Linked DNA regions of Homo sapiens: region 2 is linked to region 1. Evidence: chromatin contacts called from ENCODE Hi-C data. All regions are on one chromosome and are shown on one strand. The core of a region is the stretch at or near the end of the contact, and the rest is flanking DNA. Distances in the headings are between cores, read along the strand shown. Region 1 holds the start of NUF2 (NUF2 component of NDC80 kinetochore complex). Region 2 holds the start of SLC19A2 (solute carrier family 19 member 2).

Evidence for each region. Hi-C counts contacts between places; a loop is a spot of excess contacts on that map. Pooled maps may share reads with other maps.
Region 2: a loop to region 1 is called in a map of naive thymus-derived CD4-positive, alpha-beta T cell, with 9 times the contacts of the local background. The contact joins the promoter of SLC19A2 here to the promoter of NUF2 in region 1. A Hi-C loop is called at or near these places in 1 of 168 maps with a recorded cell type or tissue (naive thymus-derived CD4-positive, alpha-beta T cell), 1 of 37 single-sample maps with no recorded cell type and 5 of 50 pooled maps.

The regions. Positions count from the first base shown.
Region 1 is chr1:163,320,248-163,327,382 of GRCh38, forward strand. It overlaps NUF2 (NUF2 component of NDC80 kinetochore complex), which reads left to right and starts at 1,707. Exons shown (of 14, transcript NM_145697.3): 1 at 1,707-1,965; 2 at 5,785-5,927. The coding sequence starts at 5,805. It overlaps LOC127814295 (a long non-coding RNA gene), which reads right to left and starts at 1,488. Exons shown (of 5, transcript NR_182654.1): 1 at 1,375-1,488. It also overlaps a transcript of RGS5 not described here. RefSeq lists enhancers at 1,447-1,656, 1,697-1,926.
Region 2 is chr1:169,480,960-169,488,236 of GRCh38, forward strand. It overlaps SLC19A2 (solute carrier family 19 member 2), which reads right to left and starts at 4,985. Exons shown (of 6, transcript NM_006996.3): 1 at 4,604-4,985. The coding sequence starts at 4,807. RefSeq lists enhancers at 4,390-4,449, 4,992-5,286, 5,090-5,339, 5,122-6,042, 5,350-5,419 and a silencer at 4,630-4,809.

The DNA of each region.
Region 1 (7,135 bases), core at 457-2,956:
GGGACCATGTATAAATAATAATAGTCAAAATAACAGCTAATACTTTTCAAGTACTCACAATTTTGCCAGGCACTTAATTAAGCACTCTACAGGAACTAATTCACTTAATCTTCATGATACCGTATAAAGCAGATAGAACTGTCACCCTATTTTAAAGATGCAGAAACGAGCTCAGTTAGGTTAAATAGCTCGCCTAAGTCCACCTAGGTAGTAAATGGTGTGATCAGGGATTTCAATCCAACTCCCTTTGACCGTAGAGATGTGCTCTCAGTCACTACGCTATGGTTCCCTTCCCTGCCTCTAAGGACATATAATTTGGTGGAAATTATGCATGTATCAGTAATCAATTTGATTTGGCAAGTGTCAATGAGACAGGTCTCTTTTTTCTGCTTTCCTCACTGACTCTAATATTTTTTTAAAATCTATTTTCTTAATGTCCTTTTGGGTCTTACTAGATTCCGACTTTGAGACTTACATCAGTAAATAGACATTGAAAGGAAAGACAAAAGCCCTGAACTAATGATATGAAATGTATTTTTATTTAGAATTGGTATAGACTTCACTATCAATAGGTTTAGTTCTTCAGGACAGGACAAAGCAGCGGAATTTGTGTCTACATTCAATACAACCTTTCTAGCACTTTTTTCACATAATTCAGTTCAGGTTCCCCATCCAACACACGACTGTCACCAGATGATGCTCTACTCTGTGACCAGATACAAGTCCTATTACGTCTTCTCCTGTCCCAAACCTCAATAAAACTTAATGGCTTTCTCCCCTGACAACCAGGCCTGCCATGGCTTCCTAACTTGTGTTAAATGCAGTGTTTCCACTCTTGCCAAAACAAACAAACAAAATACCATGTAAAAAAATACAGATTTCAGGGCCCCTTATCTGAAGAATGCAACTCACTCAGGAATGTGCAAATTTGGGGAACAGTTCAGAGGTGAAAAGCACTGATCGAAGAGGGAGAAGCTAAAATCAGGAGACCTGGTTTCTACTTTACAGTCCCACTTACTGTATAACTTCTAACAAATCACTTCTCTCTGAGTCCAGTTTTCATATCGGTGAAAGCGAGAGGATTTGACCAGATGAACTGTTATGTTCCTTCCACCTCTTGAAGTCGTGCTTATGAGCACAGAGTCAGAGGATGTGTGTTCATATCCCAGCTATGCTACTTGTGAACTACTGTGCGCAGAGAACTGCATTCTCTGATTCAGAGCCCTCACCTGAGGGGATGATAGTATCTCTCCACTATCCCTTTTCTCCCCTTTAATGAAGTCTAAATGAGATGATGCTTATAAGCATCTAACAAAACCCGGCACATAATCAATGTTCAACAAGTTATTATTACTCTGGAATTCTATAAATTACCTCTGTACTTCCTCCCTTGTCACCCTGAACTTAGTGAAGTTTCCTTCACTTGGTTTTGCTCTTCAACTCGGACCCCGAAAACGCTCTAAACGCTGGCGGAAGTCACGCAGAGATGGGCTAGACGCTCAACCCCGGTCTCTTCCCCGAAACCGCGGTGCTCCCACTTCCTGCAGTCCGAGGTTCCGACTCGACGCCAGCTCCGCGAGCAATGGTTCCGCCCTGCGCCCTGCCCCTTCCATGACAACTCCAGTCCCACCTGCCTGGCGTCTCTTGAGCCCAACCGGCATCCGTCGCGGTTGGACGTGGGCTTGGCGGAATGGGGCGGGACTTCCAGTAGGAGGCGGCAAGTTTGAAAAGTGATGACGGTTGACGTTTGCTGATTTTTGACTTTGCTTGTAGCTGCTCCCCGAACTCGCCGTCTTCCTGTCGGCGGCCGGCACTGTAGGTGAGCGCGAGAGGACGGAGGAAGGAAGCCTGCAGACAGACGCCTTCTCCATCCCAAGGCGCGGGCAGGTGCCGGGACGCTGGGCCTGGCGGTGTTTTCGTCGTGCTCAGCGGTGGGAGGAGGCGGAAGAAACCAGAGCCTGGGAGGTGAGGGGCGGGCCCGTCGTTACTTTTTATTTGATGTTAGTCCCAGAAACAACCAGAGCTCAGTTCCTACTAAACTAACGGGTGTTTTCTGGTGCAGCATAGACCGAAGAAGACGAGCTTGAGCTGAAATTGTTCAAGTTAGGCATACATTTATGTGTGATTTTTGGAAAGGCGGTGGTAATGTGGTTTATTTGGCTGCAGATGCTTGTCAGCTTTTTACACATCTCCGTTGCCAAACGTTTCTTAACCAAATCCAAAACCATGAATGAAAAGGTAAAAATATCACACCTAATCCAAAATTCAAAGGAAAAGAGCAGCGCATATATAGCACTACGCATGCATAACGCCATCATTGTTCCTTTTAAAAGTTCAAGGAACGTTTTACTTAATTCATTGAAGTTGGGAGCCATTTCTGTTTATTTTTGTTTAATCTCTGCCTCGTGGAACTGTGATGTCCACAAATAGTTTATTTTAACAAAACGAAGTGTGTAAAATTTAACAGAGTACTTTTAGTACCTACTCACTCTGCTCAGCATCGTGGTGCTGCAAATAAATGAGAAACCAGATGAGTAATTATAGGTTAATCTTTGCTACTCGTTAGACAGAGTATTACTGCATATATATTAAGTCATTTATATACTTTATCCCACCTAGGAGCTCAAACTATGTAGTTGGAAAGTGTCTTCATCTCTCGTTAATGAATAAATTGTAACTGAAATTGTACTTCGAAAGAATGATAGAATTTGGATATTGGAGGAGGTTCCAAAAGGAAATACTGGAAGTTTGGGAAAGTTAGGAGACTAACTTGGAGCAGAAATTTCATTCAATTATTAAAGGGTTTAGAAGCCTAGCAGAAAAATTTGAATTTGATGTGGTGGGTAAGGTGAGTAATTGAAGTATTTTCATACAAATATTATATGATGCGTTAAGTGTTTTTATAAGGATTAATCTGATAGCAGAGTGCCAAACATTAGAGAAGAGAGGAACAAGTGATAATAATTATGAAGATACTTTACACCTACGCTTTCTATTGCAATACTCTCTAATTCAGATGCAGCTTTTTTGGAAAAGTGACTTTTTCTGAAGTCTTTCTTTGGTCCAGTCCTTTTATGAACAGTTTTTAAGGCTGTGACTTAGATGAAAATGTAGAATGCATATTTATGCTGAAGGGAACATCTAATATGTGATGCATCAGAATCTGGATTCCAAAAGATCCCAGCTCTGTGGCCTGGCAAGGTGGCTTATGCTTGTATCCCAGCACTTTGGGAGGTTGAGGTGGGAGGATCACTTGAGCCCAGAAGTTCAAGACCAGACTGGGCAACATAGTGAGACCCTATCTCCACACACACACAAATTAACAGGGCGTGGTAGTGTGTGCCTGCTGTCGTCCTGGCTACTTGAGAGGCTGAGGCAGGAGGATAGCTTGAGCCTGGGAGGTCGAGGCTGCAGTGAGCTGTGATTGTGCCACACTGCACTCCAGCCTGGATGACAAACTGAGACCCTGCCTCAAAGAAAAAAAAATAGACAAAACGTCCTAGCTCTAAAAGGAAAGCTTGCAATCATGAAATTTAATAGTAGAAAGTACAAATCCTTGCTTAAGTTTCAAATAATCAATTTATACAACAAGAACACAAGTGACACAGCAGATGGTGACCAAAAAAAAAGAGAGGGAAAGGGGGAAAAAAAGAACAGGGAGAAGCCGCCTTGATGCAAGACGGTCATGATGAAGTTCTTGGAGTTTCAGTTGATCAGTAAGTGCTACAGCAGAGGCCATTATACTGTGCCCTAGACCAACCATATCTGGAGTGTCGTGTTCAGTTTGGGCACTACATTTTAAGAAGACATTTACAAAATAGTGTGTGTTAGAGGAAGATGAATAAGATGGTAGTTTCTAAAACAATGTCATATAAGGAGTATTTTGAAGTTACATATAGCCATACATAAAGAAATTATACTTACTTTAAAGAAGGGAGGGCTTAGCAGAGGTGTAATAGCTTTCTTCATGTTTTTGAAAATGGTGTCATGTAAACAGAGATTAATATATTCTATTTAGTTGCAGTGACTACATAGGACCAGGAGGTAAAATTACCACAAAACATATTTCCACACACTATGAGGAAGAGTTATTTAATTTGGAACCATAATAAAGTGGGAAAAAGTTGCATTGAGAGTGAATTCTGTGATGTTGTCACATGTTCAAGTTGAATTGGGAAGTTATTTGTTAGTGGTTGTTTAGAATTGCTTCCATTTATTAGAGGTTAGGCAAGTTGCCAAAGCTCCCCTTTTTAACCCTAAAATTCTAAAAAAATTAGGAGCCTAAAGAAATAGATTGTCAGAATTGTGGCCCATTTCAATTTGTTTGCAAAATTGAATATATTCACATTGGGTCTCCGAGATCATTTTGCTTCACTGGAGAGTAGGGGATCTGAAGGTAACACAACAGGTATTTAAGGGAGTGGCTGAGAGCAATAACAGTGGCTGCTATTGCTGCTCATTTCTCTCTTGCTGTTACTACTGCTATTTTTGTGGTTACAGGGAGAGATATGAAGAAAATGAAAAGATCCTTACTTACCGGAATCTCACAATGTGGTGTCAGAGTTCTTTAAACATAATTCCAGTACATTGTAACAAGTATTATAACAGGGGTAAATGCAAGGCTCTAGGACAAGGTTTCTTTTCTTTTCTTTCTTTTTTTTTTTTTTTTTTGACACAGGGTCTCTGTCACCCAGGCTGGAGTGCAGTGGTGCGATCTCAGTTCATTGCAACTTCTGCTTCCCAGGCTCAAGTGATCCTCCCACCTCAGCCTCCCAAGTGGCTGGGACTACAGGCATAGGCCACCATGCCTGGCTAATTTTTATGTGTTTTGTAGAGATAGGGTTTCATCATGTTGCCCAGGCTGGTCTTAAACTCCTGGGCTCAAGCGATCCACATGCTTTGGCCTCCCAAAGTGCTGAGATTACAGGTACAGGGTTTTTTAACATCAGCATTTATTGACCTTTTGAACTGGATAATTCTTTGCTGTTGGGGGCCACCCTATACATCGTAAGATGTTTGGCAGCATCCCTGGTCTTTATCCACTAGATTCTAGTTGCACCCACACTCCTGTGCTGACAATCAAAAATGTCTTCAGCCATTGCCAGATGTGCCCTTGGTGATAAAGTTAGAGAACTACTACGCTAGGGGGACACAGGTAGGAATAACTCACTACGTGAAGACATTAGGAGAAATGGTTTTTTGTTTTCTTAAAATTCTCACTCTGGTGATAGGATTTCCTATCAATTATATCATCTATTCTTACTCAGTTTTTTTTCTCTCTTCTATTTGCATCTACAACCTTATTAGCCATCTCACTATATATGTAATGAATAGGATGTCAAAACTGAATACAATTTTTTATGCCCTATATTACTGTTGTTTATATATAGCTTCTGCTGATGATGTTGCCTATATGCCTTGCTTTGAGAATTAATTATTAGGATTGGTCTTGTTAAGCTCCGTGGCCCTCAAATGTAAAAGAGAAGCACGTGGTTTCTCATCTATCTATTCAACCAAAGTCCTCCTTCCCAAATGTGTTGTTCTCTTCCTACAAAAGAGAACGACACTAGAAAATTAGCAGAAAATAACTGTGTCACCTTAGAATAAAAGTAATTTTAGGATACATATATAAATACTTGTATTTATCTTACTAAGATATTTGATGATAGTTAACACTACTATGAATAGTTCAACTTTGGCTCATTTTGTCATTATGTTTATTAGTTTCCAGATAATGAGAACTACTGATCATGTGGTATTTCTCATTGTTTTTTCTTCCTTCAGATTAACAGGAAACTTCCAAGATGGAAACTTTGTCTTTCCCCAGATATAATGTAGCTGAGATTGTGATTCATATTCGCAATAAGATCTTAACAGGAGCTGATGGTAAAAACCTCACCAAGAATGATCTTTATCCAAATCCAAAGGTAAAAGGTGGTTACGTTTGCATGTGGATAATGGTATTTAGGGAAAAAGTAAGCTACTAGGTCTATTGTGTGGCAAGAAAGGGATATGGCCTCCTATTTGATGGAGACCAGTCATTTTCATTGAGAGAGAATCTCTCACCTAGCATAATTTAAAAATAACACTAAGTTTATATGTGTGGTGACTTCTACATTCCCATTAGGATTCAATTCTTTAATATAGTCGTTTTCTTAAAAAAAAAAAAGCTTCTAAACCATATTAAAGTATATTAAATTTTTTATTATTATTATTGGAATGGTGGTCTGAGAGTATCATTTATTGATAGGGCTTCAAGGAACTTATTCCAAGTGGTTTTCAACCACAAAAAATGCTTAGAAATAATCCTCTTTGGAAGCCTACAGATTAATTTTCATGCATTATGCCCCAGGGGGAATTGACTTGTTTTGACAGGTATTGTTTTTTATATCTTTAGTTATTAAATACAAAATGAACTATTTATGTGTCACAGAAAATCCCAAAGTCTCCTTCCAGTTTCTTGTGTTGGACTTGAAGTGATAACGTAGTAAAACCTGGTGTAATGGTGTAGAACTCAAACTTTCTGATGTCACTACCCTCTTTGATTCTCGAAAATGGAAGAAATACCTTAGAATAACTGATGTCTTCAAACTGAGTAAATTCAGCTTTCTTAAAAGATTACCACGTTTTCCCTATATTTCCCGTCTTAATGCTCACCCAATAAACTTGTATTAATATATGGATCAGAACAGATTCACAGGTCAGCATTTAGGAACTGCTGTTTTAGAAGATCCGGTTTTTAAAATTCTATATAACCCTATTACATTTATACCTCCTGATCAAGTGTTCCCTTAAACTTCAAATCTAAGGAAACCTTAATATCTATGGCAGCAAACAAGGTTTCCTGTGTTCACACACACACACACACACACACACACACACACACACACACACATTTTCCATGTGCCATTATTTCTGCCACATGCCTGACAGCCTGTTCTGAAAGATTAACTCTTCTTCTTCTATTTCCTAAGGTGGATGGGTTGCTTGGATTGGATTTGGGTATACTTGCTCTCATTCTTAAACAGCTGATCCCATTGACCACTTATATATGAGCAAACTAAGCATCATAAGGTGTTTTAAAATTTGGAAAAATTAAGGAATATTTCAAGGGAAATGGAATAATTTTGTTGCC
Region 2 (7,277 bases), core at 3,735-6,234, 6.2 Mb after region 1:
GAGAGTAACACTGCCAACCTTGCAATAACAACTAAAAACAAAAAGAAAGGCAAATAGGGGAGAGGGGGAAGACCAGATAGTTTCTCTTTAACTTATTCTAAATAAGAAACCTGCATTTTCTCCTTTAAAAGACATCAACCCAGGGGGAATGCCCCACTCACACTATTATCAGCATCATAATAACAAACCTCTACTGCTGTGTTACACACCACGCTAAGCACTTTCTCTAAATTCTCTCTATTTAATCCAAACCACAAACCTAAGGTAAATGCTTCTATCATCTCTATTTTACAAACAAGGAAACTTGGCCTTAAAGAAAGGTTAAGTGAATTGTCCCAAGTTATCACAGGATTGGCAGAAGAAGGATCTGAATTCATAAATTCTGAATCCGCCACACTAAAATGCCTGGTTTCTTCAATCAGAAAACTGCTATTAATCATCTACTATCTTCCAGGTTAATTCTAATGCTTGCAGTAGCTTTTCCAATCTGCACTGAGGTGCTTTTACAGGGCATTCATGAAGAGATAAAGACTACAGTCTCCAGCACTTAACTAATGGGTCTCCAAGGCAGATCCTTTTCTTTTTCAGTGTTTCCAATGACAGCAAAAAATGCTTCCTTGATATTTTGAATCTTGAAGGGAAACATCCTACAGGCAAAAATGTACCAATTACAGACCCTTATTAATTGTCCATACTCCAACTTCTCACTTCACGTAACATCTGCTATGTGAGCAACGGGAATTGATTTTATTATGACCAAGGTGCCTTTCACAACTCTTTGGATCAGTGCTTGTGTTTTCTTGAGCTACAAAGTCAAGGGAAAACAGATGTTCATTTTTAAGTTCTAATTTAGATTTAGGCTTTAAATTAGAATCAAGTTTCAATTAAACAACTAATAGGCAGTTATTTGCACAACATTGTTTTCAACCAGCACGGAGGTGACAAAAAGAATAAAATGGCCAGGCGCAGTGGCTCATGCCTGTAATCCCAGCACTTTGGGAAGCCGAGGTGGGTAGATTACCTGAGGTCAGGCGTTCGAGACCAGCCTGGCCAACATGGCAAAACCCCATCTCTACTAAAAATACAAAAAAATTAGCCGGGCATGGTGGCGTGTGCCTGTAGTCCCAGCTACTTGGGAGGCTGAGCCAGGAGAATCACTTGAATCTGGGAGGCAGAGATTGCAGTGAGCCGAGATCACGCCATTGCACTCCAGCCTGGGCAACAAGAGCGAAACTCCATCTCAAAAAATAAAAATTAAAATTAAAATTAAAAAATTTAAAAAAAAAAGAATAAAATAAGGCTAGGCACTGTAGCTCATGCCTGTAATCCTAGCACTTTGGGAGGCCAAGTTGGACAGATCACTTGAGGCCAGGGGTTCAAAACCAGCCTGGCCAACATGGCAAAACCCCGACTCTACTAAAAATATAAAAAATTAGCTGAGAGTAGTGGCACAAGCCTATAATCCTGGCTACTCAGGAAACTGAGGCATGAGAATCGCTTAAACCTGGGAGGTAGACGTTGCAGTGAGCCGAGATCGCACCACTGCACTCCAGCCTGGGCAACAGAGCAAGACTGTCTCTAAATAAATAAACTGAGATCCTCAGCTCTCCAGGAGTATTGAACCTAGTGAGGAATATATAATATATGCAGTATTTATAATGGAAATAGGAAATACAGGGTTGTTTCTTCAAAATGGACCTTGAAGGATGAGAAACCTAAAGGCTAACAAAGATATCAACAGATATATATGGGAAGATTATTCCAAGAAGAGAATAAGTCTTTGAGTACATGTCAACAGATGAGACTGTGGATATGCTGGACTTAAGACTATTAGATTAATATGAATGGAGCTTGGTTATGTGGAAGTGGTAAGGGGAAGAAGGTTTGTAGTAGGATATAAGGCTGTCAAGGAGGTAAAAACCAAACTTCGTGAGGCTCTGAATATCAGGCAAAATAGGTGGAATGTTTAAAAAAATCTAAGAAAGGTAGTAAATGTCTGTCAAAACACATGCTACAATGATGAAAGGATAAAAAAGTTTTTAGAGATAAAGATCTGTTTTACTGAAAGTCTGGCCTTCAACTATTAACATACAGTCAAATTTTAGCCTGCTTAAAACTTACACACTGGTATCTGTTTTAAAATTAATGCTTTTCCTGAAATCTAAGAAAAAAACTTTTGAGAGTAGACAGAAGAAATCTTTTTCTCCTCTCCTTTTGTTTTAGGATTTAGTTAACAATAGCTCTATTCAAACCAACTTGGCCCTTCTGCAGTCTTCTAAGAGCAAATACAAACTTTAATACAAATGTCGCTGAATATGACTTAGCATTAGCTTTGCTTAAAAATCATGTAATTTTTTTTATTTAACTGTCCATGGCAAAAAACAAGCATTCAGTAAGTAATGAATAAGTTGTTCTATTTATTTCAATTATTAGTTATACAAAAAAACGTAGGGTTTGCCACAAGGTAAGCAGAGGAGAATCAGCCATGATTTGGTGGTCCTCTGAGAAGACACCCCTTCCCCAGACTACTAGATTTCTCTTCAAATCCCACGCTTTTCCTCAACTAATTTGCAATAAGAGAAGTACACTTATGTTTTTTGTTACACAATCAGCAAATAGTTACTACGCCTGGCAACTCTGCTTTATTTCTGTGCCCCCTGAACACACTTCACTCACCTTGAAAAGCTTTCTGATAGGACAGAGCACATGATCTTGGTAGCACGTCACACAGCAACCTTCTACCCAGAGCACATGACAAAACAGATCAGCTTTCAAATATCAACACTGGGAACATGTTTCTCTCCCTGTGTTTCACTATCCGGAAAGGCGCACAAACTGTGCAGATCACATGGCAGTTCACATGAAACTTTAATGGTCAGCTGTTCACAGCAGTATCAATTCTGCCTCAGTGGCTACACCTCAGATTCAGTGGTTGTTTTGGGTCTCCAGAATCATACTTTCTCATATCAGTGCAGTAATTTTCTTGTAAAATCATTCTGTCATGAAATTTGGCTGTTTTGACATTATTGCTTTAAATCAGTATTAAAACTCAAATAGGTTATGAATAACTGTTACGGTCGCTTATGTAATGATCCACAAGACTGAGAAACGGCCCAGCCACTCCATCCCACAACTGGCAGGTCAATAGGGTAATTTAAGGCCAGGCAAAAAGTCAGTGATACTTGCTAGAAGTGAACAAATGTCAGACTCTCAAGTGAAACCCTCAATACGTAAGTCAATACTGATTCTTAATTCTCTCTCAAGTGCCCTTGAAAATGACGGAGCATTGCAACAAACAAACTGCAAACAACAAACTATGAGTAACTATATCTCGCCAGTGTGCAAATGATTCCGGTAGTGCCATCTCTTGTTCTGACCTGTTATGCAGGGTTACTGAGTGGCTACTCAAAAGAAGTGACTGACTACTACCCACATAGAGAAGAGTAAGGTTTAAATGGGAGGAGTATTTTACAGCACCTGGGGCAAGGAGGCAGGGTGGAAGGAACAGGTGTAGGAAAAAAGAAAAAGCTCTCAAGTGGCCCCTTGACTGATAGTAGGAAAAAGAACATGAGACCTCAGCTTTCACCCTTTGTTGTATTCAAGGAAGAGGGTGTTGAATCGGCTTTATTTCGGTTTTGTGGAAGTACTTTGGGTTTAATTTCTTTCTCAGTTTATATATTGTCTTTCTTCTGCAAAAATCAAGTGCTGGTTTTGACCATGCACTTAAATAGGTCAGCACATTTCTAAAGTACACTATGCGCTTCTGAAGTACTTTATTTGTAAGCCCTCATCTAGGGAAAAAATCAATCAGCAAGAAACTCTTGATGATGGACTACGTGCTCTCAATTACCCTGAACATCACAGAAGGCCTTCAAAGACATCACCTTGTATCTGAGAAGCAAAACTAACATCTGTGAAGCAACAATTCGCAATACAAGAAACACTATAATTAAAAGTCAATTATGTTTCACCATCTGCCTTTATCCCTGGAGGTTGGTCTTAAGGTAGAGAGGGGCAGGATATCCTTGGACACAACCTCACCCAATTAAAAATCAAGACAAATTAAGATGTTCTGTACTTCTGTCCTGTCCTTACTTGATTAAGCCCACCCATTCTGCCAAATGCAAACAAAGTAAGGTATGGACAGGAAGCAGGTGAAGGAGGTAGAGGGAAGATCCTTTCAGAAAAGCAGTGGTTGCCTACTTTCAGTCAATGAATATTTACTAAGCCGTGTCCAAAGTACACTTTGCTGTTTTCACTTCTTTGTCAAAATATTGCCCCCTCGCCCCCAGCAGGAACTGCTGGACCAGTCTGGGCAGTCACGCTAAGCCACATTACAACACGATCAGCATACTGCCTGACGCACAAGGCACGGGGCCTCTGGACGCGTGTTCTGAGCCCTTCGCAGGAGACTCGTCCTACAGAGCCGAAGAAAACAGAAAATCATGAACACAAAGAAGAGCACGAAGCCGACCTCCAACTGGCAAAATCAGAAATCTCTGCCGAGAATGGCTCGAGCGCTTTTCTCGGTCCTCTCTTCCTCCGCTGCCCACCCGCAGGCCGGTCGCCCGCCCTTCCCGCGCCCCGCGTCCGCCGCGCGTACCTCCCTCTCGGTCAGGTTCTTGTCCGGCCCCAGCAGGTACGGGGTCAGGAAGGGCTCGGACGGCCTGAGGCTGGCGAAGAAGCCGTAGGCGCAGAGCAGCGCGGTCGGCAAGAACCAGCATTCGCGACGGACCCGAGCGGTCCGCAGGAGCACAGTGGCCGCCGCCGCCGCCGCCCGCCGAGACACCGGGCCGGGCACATCCATCCGGGGCGCGAGGGGAGGGGACCCGGCCCGGCCCCTTCCTTCTCCTCCTCCGCCAACTGGAGTGAGGGTCAGGCACTTGTAACCGCGAGTGACGCCTTCTCCCTGTAAGGCCAGGACGTTCTGGACTCGCCGCCGCCTCCGGCTACAGAACCCCCAGCTTTACCCTACAGACGCCTCTAGGGTCGCTGCCTGATCGCCCAGTTTAAGGGAGACCCGTCCTAAGGCCCACCCTCTGCCACCGCCTCCACTCCGGGAACCAATCACAGCGGACGCCGGGAATACTTGCCTGCTCTTCCATTGGTCGTGGGTCACACGACGTGAACTGGGGCGGTGGCAGCACGCCAGGCCTCTGACGTCCCAGGGCTCAAGCGCGGAGGACATGTGGAACTCCACTCCAAAAGCGGCGGCTTGCGGCGGAGCTCTCTCTAGTGAGGCGGCCAGCTGGCGTTCGTGGCACACTTGCTGTCGGCTCCGCTCATCTGTTGGGAATGCGTCCTGTGGGCCTAGTCCTCCGCTGGAAGAAACGCGCTGTTCTCCCCAACCACCGTTTATCATTCTTATTCACCGTCTCCGGAATGTCCATTCAGTTTCCGCTCCTGAGAGACTTAGTGACTGAGGCCAGGCAAAGATTTCACCTTGGGGAGGGGGAACGTTAAACCTTTCCTCCAGCAGCTTTCGTGTTTTAAATTGTATTCATCCGCCATGGAAAGACATCAGAAGCCCAGGATCTAAGAGACAGACTGAAATGAAGAAAGTAGATAATATTGTGAGAATAATGAACAAGCTGGTCACTGAACAGCAGAACCGTAATGGAGTCCCAGTTAAAGGGTTTTAACTTTATTTCGTCACTTTTTGCAAGCATGATACAAAGAAAACAAACACCTAACTACGCTACGGTTTATAGTTAAAAGGAAGGTGGAAGATCCTGAGTCATTACAGCAATCACAAAACATGATGGATTTCTTCATTTAAAAACACAAAAGAGGTCTTGGCATAGTTTTCAAGGGCAAAGCATGACAAGACTCTCCAGTGCTTTCTTTCATCCCCCTCTGTGTGCCTTTTTCTGCCTGACTCACAGCCTGGCTCAATCCTAATCTTTCTACTGCAAAGATGCAGCATTTAAAGCAATTTTTCCTGTGCAGTATTTGTAGAATGACAGATCCTGCCAGAAGCTCTTGGAAACATTTTGGAACTATCTTGCTTTTCTGTATGTTATGATCCATCTAGCACCGTTTTCCTCCTGTGGTAGCAAATGACACTTTTTTCAAGCATCAGCAGCAGAAATGAGTCTACCAGATGGAATAAGATACTGGTAAAGGGAAAGATTTGTTTCTAAGACTGCACAAATGAATGCACCCAAATCTGTGAGTTGATTAATCTGTGAAGAAATACAACTGGCAGTATTTACATATCTCAATGAGTCTCAAAGTGTGGTCGAGGAAGCCCTGGGGGTCCTTGGGACCCTTTCAGAGGTTCCACGAGCTCAAATCTATTTTCATAACCATGCTAAGTCTTTATTTCCTTTTCCACTCCAGAGGCTATATAATGTCTGATGACATCATCGCTTTATAGGATGAGAGAATACGTGCTTGTATATTCTTGTGTTTGTAAGACTTTCCAGGTTTAATTTATTACCATATGGCAATTTTCAATAAGTATAACCCACAAAACCCAACAGATTTTTGGGGCACCTCTAACAAGGGTCCTAAGACCAAAATGTTTGAGGACTGCTAATCGATATTATTCAATTGTCTAGTCCCCTAAACTCCAACCCTTCTTATCAGGACTACAGAGAGAAAACAGGTGGTCTTCTTGACAATCGCTTTGTATTTACATTCAGTGCTTTAGTAGAAGAGAAGAAAGAAAGAGAAAGCAAGCCAGAGAGGCCTCGGAAAGAGAAGCCTACTTATTAAAAATAGCTTTCTGGCTGGTCACGGTGGCTCACTCCTGTAATCCCAGCACTTTGGGAGGCCGAGACGGGCGGATCACTTGAGGTCAGGAGTCTCAGACCAGCCAGGCCAACATGGCGAAAACACGTCTCTACTAAAAATGCAAAAATTAGCCGGGCATAGTGGCATGCACGCCTGTAGTCCCAGCTACTTGGGAGGCAGAGGCAGGAGAGCCACTTGAACCCAGGAGGCGGAGGTTGCAGTGAGCGGAGAGCGAGACTCGCGAGTACTCGTCTCAAAAAACAAAACAACAATAACAAAAACAGCTTTCCATCCCTTCCCTGAGGCTTGGGTACCTGAACCACGTTAATCTGTAAATCACTGCTTCTGTAACTTTTCCTTGGTATAAATCACATAGGCAATGAGGTTGGGTATAAACAGTAATTGTCCTTGAATTGGGTAGATGTTTTCTTATTATTTTTGTCTAAGAGGTCATTGCGATAGGCAGAATTCTAAGAATGATCCCCAGTGACGCTTGCCCTTGTATAACCCCCACCCATTTGAGTGTGAGGTGAAACCTA